2 separate regions of the Homo sapiens genome follow, and region 2 is linked to region 1. Evidence: read pairs that join two places in POLR2A ChIA-PET (ENCODE). Cell type or tissue: OCI-LY7. All regions are shown on one strand. Links, peaks and the distances in the headings refer to the core of each region. The heading gives the core; the rest is flanking DNA.

Region 1 (5,381 bases), core at 211-5,210:
TGGAGAGAGAGAATTCCCAAGAGGGAGCGAGGGCGGGGAGGCCCCGGTGAAAGACTCCAGAGGCTCTGGAGAGTTCGGGAAGGAGACAGCAGCATAAGAAAGCGCTCCTTCTGGCTCCAGCACAACCTCTGGAATGTTCTCCAGAGACAGAGCCAGGAGTTCCGCATTCTCTCTCGTGATCTCTTCTTGCAGTTGGACCCTGGAGCTTTTCAAGAAAGAAGACACAACAATAACGCCCATCCACGCCTGCTGGTGTGCTCCCTCCTGGCGGCAGCCACGGCTTCAGAAATGAATTCCACCTAACCAGTAGTCATTCGCTTTATAACGCCTGCGGATCTTTGAACTAGGAGGAAAATGGGGAGCTTTTCATAGCATCCCCTTTGAAAAATCTTCTTTGAGGTCTCAAATTTAAACTTCCAACCCTGACCATGACATTATAGATACAGCCTCAGTTTTGCAAAATTTTAGCAATAAAAGTGAGAAACTGACACAAGTATGAGAAGAGACATGAAAATCATAATGGTGTTTGTATAAGGAGGTAGAAATATAAGAAATGTAATTATTAAAAAATTCTCTTTGTACTTTCATTTAATAACAAAATAAGTTGGTTGCATAATGAAACAGAATTTCTAAGAAAAGCAAAAGGACTAATTATAGTGACTATTATGGATATCACTAATTTTCACTGCTGGAAAAATAACACCTTCTAGACGTTTCCAGATAAACTGTTGTGTGAGTGCTGCCATAGTCACAATTTCTTTCTGTGTTAGTTTCCAGAACAGTGGACAATACTATTTTGCTTCAAGTCAGATACAGAAAATGGGGAAAAGACACTAGGTTTTTGGACAAGGCACCCTGCTTAAACACCAGGAATGTGGAAAAAGAGGTATTGTTGAACCAACAAGATTTTTATGATGAATGAAATAGCTCTCAGCAGCTCTAAAACCGACTTCCAGCAGAATCAGTTTTCCTCTGACTTACTTAAAAATCTCCCAATCATATTCCGCAAAGGCATAATTGACTGCCAGAAAGGACAGGTCTGCTCACAGAATGAGGACCACAGAAAGCCTCTCTCGCCCTTCTGCAACATCTAGAGGGCGCTGGGCGCTGGGGTCTGGCTGGCACACTCTCTGACCCAGCAGCCAACTGCGGGGTGGACCAGTGAGACCCCCATCCAGTGTCTGAGGAGTGGGCAGCACAGCCCCCATTAGCCCGCCGCTGTCTTGGCGATGTATGTCGGAGGAGACAGATTCTTTACAGAACCTGAAGACTCATTCTGACAAAAAGACCAAAGGAAAATGACTGATTTTATTACGTAGTCATTTAATTACACTCACAAGGCTGATTTTTTGATTTACTAAAACATCTGTTTGTCTACCAGAAAGAGATCTGAAAGCCACATTCTTTTTAGGTTGGGGATCTCCTATCAAATGATCTTGCCATTGGATAATCACACAGATTTATGTGTCTAAAACCTCCTCCCTTGGATCTGTGAAGACATCCTCACCTCAGGTCCTCACTGGATGCAGAGCTAAGGACGGGGCCTCCCCTGGGATTTACAGCACTGCTCGGTGACCCAGATTCAGAGTGCTAATTTCCATTTCTGTCTGCCGGGAACAGCCTCACTGACTTATAAACTGCTACAGAAATGAAAAAGGGTGACGTGTGCACGGTGACGTCAGAGCCACAGGCTGGTTACAGCAGCCGTCACAGCAGGCCTCGGCCAGGGGGCTCTGCATAGAGAAGGGGGCCCTGCTCATCTCCGTGCCAGGGTTTGAAATTTAGGCCACTCAATGGCAGTAACCCCTCCGAAATATGAAGTGATGCCTCTGGACTGGGGTTTCCTATGCCTGGAAGAAGGGTTTCCAAGTGCACTGTGATTATGAATTGCCTCTCCTTGGGGTTCAAATGTAGGTTCTGGGTGGATAGACCAGGGCTGGGTCCTGCGGTCCTGTGATTCTGAACTCCTCTCGAGGTCTACCACTGCTCAGAAGACCACCTGGGAGCAGGAGGGAGCTAGACCGTCTCAGCTAAGTCACGTGATTTATAACCCATCAAACCACCATCTCCACCAGCCCCTAGGATTTCAGGCAGCTTGTGTGGCAGGAGGTGGGGACAGCACAGGGAGGATGACGTCCTCATGACATAAGCCCGATCAAGGGAAGGTGAGGAGGGAGAGGCAGAAGCTGCCGGAGAGTCCTCCTACACCCAGCTCTAGGTCATGCGCCGGCTGCCGAAGGGCCCTGCTTTGCATCTTGATCCTGTCTGCTGCGATGCGGTTGTCAGAGCCCAGAGCCGTGTCTGTCACGGTTGTGTGACCTGGTCCACCCACCCTGCCCTAACGATCTCTGCTCATAAGATCTCATGTCTATTTTATCCTGGAACCTCTTCCTTGCCCTGCCCTTTTTCCTTTCTTTGTTCCATTTTCCCTTTCTTCATCTATCCATCTTCTCATTCTACCCCCCAAAATAGGAGTGCTTTAAAAAGTAAAGAGGAATGCATGTCTTGCCTAGATGCCCCATCCTCTCTAACGCAGTCATCTGAACGCTGAAGGATGCGCTGCATATTTACTGTATTTTACTCAGCAACACAGCAATGTCCAACCAACATTTTGGTCTTGGGGAAGCCTATTCCAAATTAATTTTCAACTAATCATTTTAAACATTTAAAACTTGGGATCTGATGGGTGAAAATATTGCTAAGACATGTGATGAGATTTCTGGCTGTCTCCAGGGGAGCTGGGCGTCGTCCAACCCTGCCTGGGCCCCATTCGTGGAGCCGCTGGGGACGTGTGCTTTCTCATCTGCAGCAGCACACCAAATTCCACACTGAGATCCTTCCAATACTTGGAACTACAGTATCTGCTTCCGCATTAAATGGGCCCATGTGAGGTCTACTGAGTTGCCCTCTCTGTGTTTTGGGGTTCTTCCAGCCCACCTCTTGACTGCACCTGGCTGTCTGCCATTCCTCATCACTTCCAGCGTGCCTGACTCCAGCAGGTGACATTCCCACTGAATGTGCTGCTTCCAATAAGCTCTGGGCTGGGAAACCAAACAGCCCCCCCTTATCAGAACTGTGCCTAAAATAAGAGCCAGTGTATCTGAATGTGCACCTGAGGGTCTCCCCTGGGAGAAAAACACACCAAGTTTGGGTACAGGCTTCGTGGTATCTATTTTGGTGCAGAGTCTCTTTGGGTTCATTTCCTCTTTCTCAGGCTGCCTTAGAGGTTGATATTATTAGATAAGAGAGCTCCAGGTAAGTCAGGCCTCAGAGGGTTCAGATGTTTAATTAGAGAAGACATAATGCAAAATTACAACAAGTGCATCCGAGATTGTTATACAAATGGAATCGCAGTATTGTTAAATGACATAAATGCATTCACCCACAACACAGTGAAACTGATTGTCACTGGTTTATCACTTTCACTTGGGAGACAATGCTATCACTAGAACTCCTTCTGATGCATTGCAGCATCAAGAATTCTCTTGAAGCAGACCCATCAGTGTATCCAGAGACACACGTTCCAGACACATCTGTGTATTCCACGAGGCTGGCTCTGGGCTTCTCTGTGTCTCCCCCACCTCACCCCATCCCACCTTCGTCAGCACGCTGTGGCTCTTTCCTCCCTCCTGGGATGTCCTTCTCACCTGTGATGCCGCCTGCTGCCCTTGTTCATCCCAACCTCCCTGCACAAAGCCAGCCCCTCCACCGAGCCTCATTCATGTTAGATCCACCAGCACCCCCCATTCTGCAGCAGCCACAGCCCCCAGGGTGAGAAGTTTGGGAGACATGTTCCATTTTGGTCTGTGGGATCTGCATTTCTTCCTTATAGTTATGGCTCATAGAGATGACTGCTCTTTCAAAGGTGGTTGTGGTCTATTAGAGCGTTTCCAATGTCCCCATACTTCTTTCTCGAGTGCTAGTCAAAAGCGACTTGCAGATGGTATGGAATGTCTTTGTGAGATAGAAAGAACACAGACTAGGATCAGAAAAATCTGCCTCCCAACCCTCCATGGCCATCTTCTGGCTGTGTGACTTTACCGCCCTAACTCTTTAAAATAGCCCCACACCTACCTGCCAGGATTGTCTTCAGAATTACATAAAATAACACATACCAAAGTCTCTAGAATAGAGCATGTCACATAATAGACTCAACAAAGGTCAGCATCTCTTCTTTCTTTTTGGGATGACTAAAGTAGCCTAAATAAATAAGTATTCGCAATGCATGACTTGATAACATAAACTTTTGTAATACTCTATTACCTCCAAAGCATAAAACAATTATTGAGACAAAAGAAATACAATATTTTCTAAGTTCCAAGACAAAAAAAAAACTTACCAATAAAGAAGGAGCTGTCTGTTCCACAAACCAACAGCCACAGTTTTTTCTCTTAAATGTCAGACTTTGAAAAGGTTGACATTTCTGTTCACCAGCATATACACGTGGGCCCTCTCTTACTGATGACCACAGAGTCCTGGGGACCTTCCTGTGCTCCCAGCCCAGCTCTCCTCTCCGGCCACACTGCTGCCTCCTTCACCCATACACTGGGTGGTGTGCTGGGCTGCCCTCCTTACCACAAGTTTTATTCCTCAGCACACACTTCAGATCACAGAAAGGAGACAAATAAGGTGGAGGAAGGAAGATGGGTTGATGTAACTAGGTCACTTGGTAATTTCAATTTCAGACGTAAATTTTTCTTTGTTTCAGAATTATTGATCTGTGGAATATTTCTTGATTCTTCTTGGAAATTACAAATTAATTCAAATGATTGTAAAGTTCTCTGAAAGGCTCTACAGTTTTCTTAAGAGAATAAAAAAACCTGAAAATACCATATGATATATGCTTTATGAGTAAAGACACAGTGAATAGAGAATCAGTATCTCACCAATATCCCACTGCAGGTCAGTGGCAGCCACAAAAGAAGGCATACCCTAAGCATAAAGGAGAAATTCCACCCTCAAAATACTCATGTTGTTTTGTTAGCCATTTTCTACAATCTGTGGCCACGTGTCACAACTTGACCAATTTGAGGACGCAGAAACCCCTAAGTTTCCATACTCCCAAGGCAACTGTCAGCGCTCAGCTTAAGAACAACCTCGTAATTTAAGGGGAAATCTAGGTTACCTTCTCCACTTAGGTCTATAATAAGCAAGCTACAAATCCCCTAAGGAAAGTCCAAAATTGTTGCTTGATAGGAAACGCCAACGGCTTCTGCAGGGACAGAAGTGAGAGTCTACAACTCTAGGTCATCCACCCCTCTCCTTCCTTTTTCAAATGATTATAAATAGCATTGTTAAATGTTAATTAATGCATGTGTAATACAATTTAGAAAGTACTTTTCATGTTTATTACTTCATTTAATCCTGACAAACAATTTTGG
Region 2 (5,381 bases), core at 382-5,381, 910 kb after region 1:
GCCTTTCTCTCCTGTCGCTGAGAGTCCCTGGCTGGCTTGGGGACCCCATGGTGCTGCTCGCTCTTGCCTGTTGCTGGTGGGGGCTTCCTGCTCCTGACCTCATACTACCTCTGCGGCAGAGGGCCTGAGACAGAGGGGATCCCTGCCCATCCCGCCAGCCCTCTTCTCAGGAAGCTTCTGGAATCTCCACCCAAAAACTTCACTGACATTCTGCTGACCAGAGCGTGGTCATATGGCCACCCCATCTCACAAGGGGGCTGGAAAAATGCATTTTCTTCAGCTGCGCACCTTATACCCCACAGCAGTACCTACGGGCCTGGTAGTGAGGAAGAGGATGGGTAACGGAAGTTAGGTCAGCAGCTAGCAGTGTTGGCCACCAGGGGAGAGTCACAGCCACTTTCTGGGCCTGGTGGTGACTTCACATTGGTTGCCAGGAGGATGATTTTGAAGATACCGTAAGTGTTAGTAATAGTAACGCTGCTACCGGAGTGCTAGGAATGATGGCAGCTGGGGCTGGAGCTCCTGCTGAGCTGGGGAGAGAGAGCCTGGCTGTGCTTTCTTGTTTCAGTTTGTTTTGCTTTGTTTGTTTTACCTGCAGGCCTGTCGAGCCCTCTTGTAACTAATCTTCCAGTGTCTGCCGCTGAAGGTGTCCAGTAGCTAACTTCAGGACTCTGTCATCCCCTCTTCATTTGGGGGAATTTCCTCTACTTACTTGAAACATTCAGATTTTCCACTGTCAGTTTTGGGTGAATGAACTATGCTTATTACTTTTAATAAAAGTCTTCAAAATCTCATCAGTGCCATGTCTTTTTCTTAGGCCTTGAAAATCATTCTTGGTTTATTTTTGAGAAATATTTAGGCCAGGTGTCGTGGCTCATGCCTGTAATCCCAGCACTTTGCGAGGCTGAGGCAGGAGGATTACTTGAGGCCAGGCTGGGCCACATATCGAGATTCCGTCTCCACAAAAACTAAAAAATTAGCCAGATGTCATGGTGCATACCTGTAGTCCCAGCTACTTGGGAGACTGAGGTGGAAGGATGACTTGAGCCCAGGAGCTTGAGGCTGCAGTGAGCTATGACACTGCCAGTTCACTGCAGTATGGGCAACACAGTGACACCCTGTCTCAAAAAAAACACCAACATTAATTTAAAAAAATTCAAATAGTCATGAAAATCGTTCTTGATTTCAGTTTTAGAGTGCTGCTTATTATTTTGAAAGACTTAATCTTAGTTAAATTGTATGTTCTGTTTCCAAATTTCTCCTTACTTGTAACTTAAAATTGATGTCTCCTTTATATATTGAAATGTCGTTTCTGAGATATTTCAGTCGTGAGATTTTTTTCGGTTTGGTGCTATTCTGGTGTCTAATAATAATCACTTAGGAAAAAACACAAAGATAATTTCCCAGGCTTAAGTGTTTTTTTTCTTTAGTAGATTCAATGTACCTTTAATTTCACTAAACACATATTGAGAGATTCACTTCCCATTTTTACACAGAGCCCGTCATAATGTCCTAATTAATAAGTGTGCTCCATATACTTGGGACTAAAAGAACAGAAAATTTTCCTGTTTGGATAAAAGTCCTGATGCTCATGTTTGACAGCGATACATGCTATTTTGGGGAATTTAACAGGATGAAGCGATGCCTAGCGACCCGAGGCTGCATTTTTTTCTGCCTTGTTTGACGCACACACACCCTGTCTTGTTCCCATACCAGCCCTGCCCCGCAGCAGCCGCATGTCCGCTGTGCATTTTGTGTTTGTCGTGTACCTGTGCAAAGCCCATGTTGTTCTGTCTGCATGTTCTTGTCTCCTCTGTTCCTTTTTTCCATTCAGTGCCTCCAGGTCTCTATGTCTGTCTCGAATCCGATGCTTCTCAGCACTGCACCATCATCTGTGGTGAGGCTTCCACTCCATTTTCCTTATCTGTTGTCCCTGGATGGTTTAGATTTGTGAAAGGGGCATTAAAGACAGGTCAGAGTAACCAACTGTGGTAACATCAGATGGAAGAGTGGCCCAGGCCAGGGAGACCCTGTGCAAAACCTCAGGTGGGAGTAAGCCTGCCGCTTACAGAGAACAGAAGTCAGGCTGGCCTCACTTGCACCGAGGGCATGGCTATAGGAGGATGCATAGAGGTAGAAGGGGCCAAATTAGACAGCCGACCTCCCTGAAAAGGGACTCCTGAGAAATTGAAAGGCAGAAATGGTCAATTCTCTTTAACCAGCTAAAGCGTTTGAAATTCCCACTATGTGCCAAGTTTTCTGCAGACTGTGTCTTCACCCTTACAATGGATTCAGTGTTGTGGTCCTTACTGTACTGATGAGGCTCAGGAGGCTCTGAGCTGAGTCACTCATCACAGTCACAGGAAAAGAGCCGGCCTGGGATTTCCACCCAGAACAACTCCACTCGCCCATACAGGCGCCCCTGCATCTCCACAGTGCAACAGACCGCAAGACCCTGCTGTCCTGAGTGACGGTGAGTTGAGCCAGCCATGAAGGACCTCTGGGTTTTCTCTCAGAGATGACTGAAGGAAAAGAGTATGGGCAAATCTGAAAGGAGATTAAGAACTGAAATCCCCAGGCCAGGCATGGTGACTCGCCTGTAATCCCAGGCACTTTGGAAGGCTGAGGTGGGTGGATCACTTGAGGTCAGGAGTTCAAGACCAGCCTGGCCAACATGATGAAACCCCATCTTTACTAAAAATACAAAAAAATTAGCCAGGCATGCTGGCACACACCTGTAATCCCAGCTACGCGTGAGGCTGAGGCAGGAGAATCGCTTGAACCTGGGAGGCAAAGGTTGCAGTGAGCAGAGATTGTGCCATTGCACTCCAGCCTGGGCGACAGAGCAAGACTCTGTATCAAAAAAAAAAAAAAAAAAAGAACTGAAACCCCCAAAACTTGTGAAACCAGCCCCAAGAATAACAGAAACAAATGAGGAGAGAACTATTAATATTGCAGTATATCTGATACATTTGTATAAACTTAACCAGAAAATAAAGGAGCTAATGCAGTAGCTGGCGTCTGTTACGATGAAATGCTGTCATGATACAGATGAGCAGCCTCTGGAGCCATCTGAGCAGAAGCCCGCTAGGGAAGCAATGGGGCCACGCCTCACAGCTGGGACTGGGAGCCACGCCTCACAGCTGGGACTGGGAGCTCCCACTGACATTTGGTTTCCGAGCCACTCCGGCTGCACTCGCAATCTTAGCCTTGAAGTCCAGTAGGTACCTTGCACCTTCTCTCTGGATGGGCCCCAACAGTGCAAAACAATAGGGTACATTTTCTGCTTTTAAAATTGTAGTGAAAAATTGGAGGAACACACTTGGCTGATAGAATGAATAAAGTGTGGTAATGAAGAATATTTGTAAGAAGATCTGTCTCATTTCCCTCTTAGGGCCTTCTTTCTTGACTCATAGAGGAAAAAAAGTGTCAACAGTGAGAAACTGCAGAAAAACTACCCAAAGGACAGGGAGGGTGAGCTGCCTGGGGCTCCTGAATCATTTCTGCAGGGTCTCTGTGCCTCCTTCCTTCCTTCCTCCACCCACAGGGTCTTTAGACACCCTGATTGATGGAGTCGCTGTGAGCCTGAGAGAAGGCCCAAGGTGTTGGAATTTCAGAGTGAAACTCAGAAGAATCGATAGTGGAGAAGAAAATAAAGGAAGCAGATCCAGCTTTCTTCATCGTGAAAATAGTAGTGGATCCTGGCCGAGGCACTGGGTGAATGTTAGTAAAGGCCGGGAGTGACCTTTACTAACCTGAAAAACAAGTCACAAAGCCAGCTGTGCCTGGCTTCATCTTCCAAGAGCATGTCAGGGATCAGTGTGTCACCTTATTGATACTGGAGCGTCTTAGGGTCCGTGCAAATTCCTGAAACTCATGGAATTTAATGGACAGATCTTCCTCCAGGGACTTACTGTCCTGGATTATGAAAACTACAACTGGACTTTGCTTACTTTATTCATCAGGCTCTAGGTGACCCATGGAGGCTGCAGAATTCTGCCGCCGTTAAATGTGTACTCATAAACACAGGGATATACCAACTTAAACAGCACACAGCTCTTCAGTGGACAAGGAGGGAGTTTGACAAGATGCTCTTGGTAGGGACTCATTTTGACCATAAAATTCTATAAACATAAGTATTTAGAAATCTAGGGACCAGGTTACAACCACCACTCTAACTGGATTAACTGGAAACACACACACACACGCACACAGAGGCATTTCATTGATGAAACAAATCCTGTCATATAACTAATACAGTCTAGCTTTAAATCCTATTCATCAAGCAAAGAATCCAATGGCAAACTGAGTGCATGTTTTGGGGCTGTCTGTAAGATATCCCAGTCTCTGTTTATTTCCAGTTGCTCTTCCCAACCCATACTCGACTATAGCGTGTCCCTCAAATGGGCTACACCATAGCAATCACCTGCGTACTTGATAAAAACACACAGCGCCCAGGGCTTTCCCCTAAGATTTTGATTTAGGGGGTCTGGTTGGGATGCAGAACCTGTATTTTTATCACACTTCTCATGTCATTCCTTTGATTCTGATGATTAGATAAGTCTGGGAAATCCTGACTTAAGTAAACTGCCCACGACTATTGCTGGCCCAGTTACATCTCGTTTAAGTGAAATTACATCTGGCTTAAATGAAATGATGGTTCCTGATCATAGCACTGATCCTTTGGAGCACCGAATGAGAACGCATTTGGATTGATCTATAATGGTTTCCTCATCACAGACCTTGGGGTGGTCTCAGAACTTTCTGCTACACAATCATTCTCTTAGCCCTTTCATTTTTTTTCCTTTTTTATTGAGACAGGGTCTCACTCTGTCACCGAGGCCAGAGTGCAATAGCGTGATCTTGGCTCACTGCAACCTTTGCCTCCCAGGCTCAAGTGATCCTCCCACCTCAGCCTCCCGATAGCTGGGACTACAGGTGTGTGCCACAAATGCCTAGCTAATTTTTTGTATTTTTCTTGGAGATGGGGTTTTGCCATGTTGCCCAGGCTTGTCTTGAACTCCTGGGCTCAAGCAATCCTCCTGCCTCAGGCTCCCAAAGTGCTGGGATCACAGGTGTGAGCAGCCACTCCGGCTTGCCCTTTCATTTTCCCTTAGTTTTATGTTCCTAGTTGTTTCTTGGCTAACTTTCATCTGTTTGAAATTTTCTCTAACCTAACATTCTATTACTCAGAATGCAATTGGGTTTTATTTTAGCTTTTAAGCTACCTTTATGTATTTTAAAATTATTTTCTCCTCATTTTTAAAATTTAGAATGACATAATTTATGGCACTATTTTTGAATCCTTAAAATATTATTTTAAATACTGTACATAATACCATCTTTCACTGTGTTATGCTAAGACAACATCCATCTCTTTT

What was found. ChIA-PET counts read pairs that join two places held together with the same protein. Peaks named below come from ENCODE experiments on the same cell type or tissue, not always from the same donor. Only the 100,000 strongest peaks of a DNase experiment are listed, where the experiment ranks them.
Region 2: POLR2A ChIA-PET joins it to region 1 with 8 read pairs; 1 of 35 experiments calls an interaction of 5 or more read pairs at or near these places.

What each region holds. Positions count from the first base shown.
Region 1 is chr6:167,110,973-167,116,353 of GRCh38, reverse strand. It overlaps a transcript of CCR6 not described here. Among named protein-coding and RNA genes, the nearest start is that of CCR6, 9.4 kb to the left of the region's middle. RefSeq lists enhancers at 1,818-1,967, 2,828-2,967. In OCI-LY7, for the core only: CTCF peaks have their summits at 886 and 1,090; DNase peaks (open chromatin) are centred at 1,083, 1,613, 2,233 and 3,173; H3K4me3 peaks cover 2,928 bases; H3K27ac peaks cover 3,758 bases.
Region 2 is chr6:166,200,152-166,205,532 of GRCh38, reverse strand. No RefSeq gene overlaps it. Among named protein-coding and RNA genes, the nearest start is that of LNCDAT, 35 kb to the right of the region's middle. RefSeq lists an enhancer at 1-140. In OCI-LY7, for the core only: no CTCF peak of the experiment used is centred there; a DNase peak (open chromatin) is centred at 3,082; H3K4me3 peaks cover 3,388 bases; H3K27ac peaks cover 3,951 bases.